Linked DNA regions of Homo sapiens: region 2 is linked to region 1. Evidence: chromatin loops called from intact Hi-C (ENCODE). Cell type or tissue: heart left ventricle. All regions are shown on one strand.

What was found. Peaks named below come from ENCODE experiments on the same cell type or tissue, not always from the same donor. Only the 100,000 strongest peaks of a DNase experiment are listed, where the experiment ranks them.
Region 2: it touches region 1 in a loop (4-fold over the local background); 101 of 110 quality-filtered maps call a loop at or near these places.

What each region holds. Positions count from the first base shown.
Region 1 is chr12:55,938,900-55,941,399 of GRCh38, reverse strand. It overlaps DGKA (diacylglycerol kinase alpha), which reads right to left. Exons shown (of 24, transcript NM_001345.5): 7 at 2,411-2,485; 8 at 2,095-2,214; 9 at 1,871-1,985; 10 at 1,230-1,318; 11 at 967-1,086; 12 at 678-776; 13 at 420-503; 14 at 75-148. Among named protein-coding and RNA genes, the nearest start is that of DGKA, 9.0 kb to the right of the region's middle. RefSeq lists enhancers at 750-839, 459-959, 960-1,460. In heart left ventricle, CTCF peaks have their summits at 757 and 963 (motif pointing right); a DNase peak (open chromatin) is centred at 969; H3K4me3 peaks cover 659 bases.
Region 2 is chr12:55,741,726-55,744,225 of GRCh38, reverse strand. GDF11 (growth differentiation factor 11) reads right to left here and starts at 1,104. Exons shown (of 3, transcript NM_005811.5): 1 at 465-1,104. The coding sequence starts at 909. RefSeq lists a silencer at 69-128. In heart left ventricle, no CTCF peak of the experiment used is centred here; DNase peaks (open chromatin) are centred at 185, 595, 885, 1,185 and 1 weaker place; H3K4me3 peaks cover 1,615 bases; H3K27ac peaks cover 684 bases.

The DNA of each region.
Region 1 (2,500 bases):
TCCCCTTCCACCTTCTAAGTGTTGCAGGCAGGCCCTGCCTCTCATCTTAGAAGACCCAATATATTTCTCCTCACCTTTGCCCCTGCTTCCCGCCACTCTTAGGATTGACAAAGACGAGAAGTGGGTGGGTGTTAGGAACAGGGTCAATCTGCATTGGGGGAAGAAAATAAGGACAAAGAAAGCAGGATTTTGTCAGAGTTAAGGTGGGCCCAGGAGACAGGGGCAGAGGGCTAGCATTCCACCAAGATATTTCCCCCCTCCCTCCTGTTTCCCTCCCCTTCCCTCCCCTACCATGGTGGAGTTTCTGGAGAGTGAGCATCAACCGCTCCCCACCAGGCTCTCCCACTTCATTCCCACCCATGAGGGCTCCAGTGAAAAACCTGCCCCCATCATGAAGCCCAAGACTCTCAGCCCTGTACCCGCAGAGCCTCAGAGGTGCTCAAATTTAAATCATCCATGGTCTTCTGGCTTGTTTTGCTATTTTTACGATCCGGTCCAGAGGCCTGGGAGGGGAAGAAAGTAGAGGGAAGAAAAGCTGTATTGTGCATGAATCCCTAAATAGAGGGGTCTGACTTGAATCCTAAAAGTATGAGCTCTCTATTCTAAATGCCACTCTGTGCGTGTGGGAAATCGGGGAGGCACTCCTGTCCCCTCCCCGCTGCTGCCGAGGGTCTCACCAGGACACTGGGATAGATGGAAGATGGAGGCAGGATGTGATCCCGGAGCAGCCCACAGTCACACTCATGGCCCACCGCTTGCAGGCAGTCATCGTGGATCTGAAAGACGAGGTGGGCACAGAGAGATCACGAAGGTAACCCTGTCTCCTCTCAACCTGGCAGTCTGGGCTGGAAAGAGCCCTTGGGAGCAGGGGCAACTGTGCCTGTAAAGGAGGTGTGGCCGGAGGCCCGTGGAGAAGGCAGCTCTGCGGGGTAAGACGCACCCAGAAGGGATGGCTCCCAAACTGACCTCTAGGTGGCACCATACACAATGCAGCCCGGTCAGACTGTGGTAGATCCGGATCTTTTTCTGACAGCGGTCGCAGCGCCCGGACTCACAGCCTCCTCGCACCCACACATGTGATTGGACCTTGGGGAGAAAGGCAGTTCCTTGTCTGGCAGGGTCTGAGCAGGACCTAGGGGAGGGAGGGGCTGAGGGCAGCAATGGGCCAAGGGCCAGGGCCAGGGCCAGGATGTAGGTGATGTTGGGGGTGGAGGCATGAGATCACTCACACCAATGTCCTTCCGAGACTTGGCATAGGTGCTGACTTCACAAGGCAGGGCTTTCATGGCACACTGGTCGTGAACAGTGTACTTACAGACTGAGGGAGAAGGAAGAAGTTGGGAGGCTTAGCTGAGCCTCTCCCCCTATTTCCTTCTTACCTGAGGGTGAGGCAGGATCAGATATGTGATCCCTTGCTTGAGGGTGTAGCAGAATAAAAGTTCGGGGTGAAGTGCCCACCTCCAAAACCCACGCCTTTTCCTTACTCTTCCTCCTAAAAGATCAGCTGCTACTGCATGCCTGCCCCACACCATCCATGTGCCAGGCAGGAACTGAGCTGGATAATGCTTGGGAGGCCCAGGTCTAACAGCAACAGTAATCATAATAGATATTTTTTATTGCATTTTATAGTATGTGCATGCACCATCTGAAGCACTTTTCTTGCACCAACTTTTTTAATGCTCACAATTACCTCATTTTCAGTTGAGGAAACTAAGGCTTAAAGAAGTGATGTGGCTTTCCCAAGGTCACATAACTAGTCAGTGGCAGAGCCCAGGATTCAAACCTAGGTCTTTTCTAAGTTTACAGCATCAAGCTCCCACAGATAGCTGGGCTGACCCTCTTCCCCTACCTCCCAGCTCCCATTACTCACGGTTACAGCTCAGTCCCTGTTTGCCAAGACCAATGCTTGACTCGCACAGATTGCAGTAGACTGGTCTGGGGAACCTCTTGGGCCTCCACATGTGCTGTCCGTCGTCCTTCAGAGTCTAGGAAGGCACAGTAGATGCTAGGGAGTGTCAAAGCCCTTACAGGGCCAATCCGGGCAAGCATAACCCAAGGCTGTCTTACTCATCCCCCAAAGTCTCTCCTACTCACCATCTCCAGACCCAGCAGCACTAGCAGTGGCACGGTGGTGGCCCCAGCCCGGACCCACTCAGCTTGAGAGACAGAGCCACTGCCATCATAGTCAATCTCTTTCATCATCTCCTGAAGAATCTGAGCACAGAGTGGAAAGGGACTTTCAGTATGAGTGGGTCTTCAGACCCAACACCTCTCCACTGCCTCTTAGGATATCCAGCCCAGCCATCCTAGCCAAGGGAACCAGGTTGCCTGTCAGAGATGAAGTAAGGCAGATGCAGGACTCACCAGGGAAGAAGGTACAAGAAGGGACATGAAGGAAGAGCTGCCTTACCGGCCTCAGCTCAGACACATCCCAATCCAGGTATTCAGCCACTCGCATCATCTGTAGGATAATTTTGTCCACTTCCTGGAGCAAAAAGGG
Region 2 (2,500 bases), 200 kb after region 1:
TTGGGCACGTTGCGAACGGAGCACGGAGTGGGGAGTTACCGCCAGGGCCACTGGGAAGCAGAGAGCACTGCAGTCCAGCTGGGGCTGCGGGGGTCCTGCAGCCTCCCGATTCTGTTCTCCAGCCTCCCCACCACGGCTTTTCAGGACAGAGTCACTGCCCAGCCCCAGCTTCCCCGGACTCCAACAAGGATCTTTTTAGCATACTGGGGGTGGAAGGCACTATCTCGAAACCCGCCCCATTTCCCCCGCCCCAACCTCCGGGAACTAGGCGTGCATACAACTTTGCAGCCCATCTCCACCGCTCGGAAAACTTCTATGAAGTAGCCCCCGCTCCCTAATTCGTCAAGTTTTCGCAGAAAAAGCTTCCGGGCCGGGGCAGCAGGGAGCGCCCCGCTTGGAGCAGAAGGCGCCCTTCGCGGGGCCAGAGCCAGCACCCCACTGCTCGCGCCCCGCAGCCCACTTACTCTCCTGGGCCATGCTAATGACGGTCTCGGTGGTGGCGTGGTACTCGTCCTCCTCCAGGAAGTCCTCGGGCTGCAGCGCGTCGCCCTGGAAGTCGTGTAGGTCCAGGATCTGCTGCAGCGGCGGCGCCTTGGGCAGCAGCTGCTTCACCACCTCGCGGCTGATGTTGGGCGCCTCCTTGAGCCGCAGTTTGCTCAAGATCTGCGACTTGATGCTCTCTAGGCGCAGCTCGCGGCTGTGCTGCCGCCAAACGCACACGGGGCAGCCGTCCGGCTCGGGCGCCACGGACGGGGCTGGCCGGCTGGAGCGCTCCCCCCCGACCCCCGCCGCTGCCGCCGCCGCCGCCGCCGCCGCCGCCGCCGCGGGGCCCTCGGCCGCCTCCCCCCGGGGCCGCAGCTCCAGGGCGAGGAGCAGGAAGCCCAGCAGCAGCGGGGCCGCGAGCACCATGCTGGAGGGGAGGGGAGGGAGGACTGGGGGGCGGGGACGCCGGAGTCCCGCGGGGAGGGGGCGGAGGGAGGAGGGAGGGAGGAGGAGGGGGTCCGGGCGGCGCGGGATTGGGGGCTGCCCGGCCGAGGGGGGACCCGGGGGGCCGGGGGCGGCGGGCGCGCGGGCGGGGCGGGCGGGCGGCCGGGGCGGGCGGCTGGGGGGGCCCGAGCCCGGGCCAGGCCCTTTATAGCCCCGGCCCCCGTGTCGTCAGCGGCCGCGATTGGCTGCGGAGCCAACAAAAGAGGCAGCGCTGTCATCCGAGGCGAGAGAGGGAGCCGGAGAGAGCCGAGGAATAGAGAGAGGGAGGGAATGAGGGAGCAAGGGCCAGAGAGAGATGAAGAGACAGAGATATGAGGGGGCGGGGGGGCGGATATAGAGGGAAAGTCAGAGCCAGAGAGACCAAGGAGAATCAGAGAGATAAGGGGGAAGAGACAGAGATAGGAAAAGGAGGAGGAGAGAGGGAGAGACAAAGGAGGAAAAGAAGAGTCAGGGGGAAGACGCAGAGGTGAGAGACTTAGCTAGAGAGGGAAATTGTGTGTCTGTGGGAGACACAGAACCAAGAAGGAGGAAGACTGGGACAACTAGTGGGAGAGTTAGAGTGGAGACAAAAATGGGGAGAAGAGGGGTACCACTAGATAGGGGGAGACAGAGGTCTACAGAGCCAGACCAGAAGAGATCGGGGGTCATGGAGATGGGAACAGCGGCAGAGGAACAGAGGACAGAAGAGTGCCCTGGGAAAGGGGTGGGGGGGGGGGTGGGGGGGAGAGAAATCAGGATGGGGGAGGAGAGAGAGGGGCACAGACAGGGAGACAACAAGGGAGCCCCTGAGGAGGCAGGTGCAGGGGATTGGGGGTGGGGGAGAGGAAAGGCAGAAACTCCTGAGAGAAGGAGCCACAAGAGTCAGCCTTGGTGGGAGCACAGAGAGCCCAGGGGACAGAGGTGGAGAACTTGAGACCAGAGGAGCTCTAGCCACCAGAGGTAGCCCAAAGAAGATGCTCAAGGAAGCCATGGAAGGAAGCACCAGGCTAGGCTCATCAGAGGGATTAAGGGGACTAGGAGAGGAAGAGGTCAGGGACAACCTAAGAAGGTGGAGAGGTGATGGGAAGAACTGAAACAGAGGGAAGACATAGAGCTGGGAAGACTGTGAGCTTGAAACTGGGGCTTAACAGGGCTAATGTAGTCAGCCGGCTGGAAAAGGCAGGAGCTAGAGGCCACTGGGGGAAGGGTGAGAGGAGATGGCTGGAGGCTGTTATACTTGGGGAGAAATCTAGATCTCTGGATTTCTAGCTATATCTTTGGATCTGCAGGGTCTTAGAAGTCTGAGAAGGGGCTGGAGGTTGCAAGGGTGAGCATGGGAAAGAAGTCTGCGCTCAGATGCACGAGATGAAATACAGATGTGGGACCAGCCCTAGTCTTCAGGTGTGATCCTGGGCAGTCAGAGAGCAGAGTAAAACAGTACTAAGGTGAAAAAATGTTTTGAATGTGCTTAACTTCTGACTTCAGGTTTTCCAGGCTTATTTCTGGATCTGAAAGCCCTGGAGCAATAGTCAAA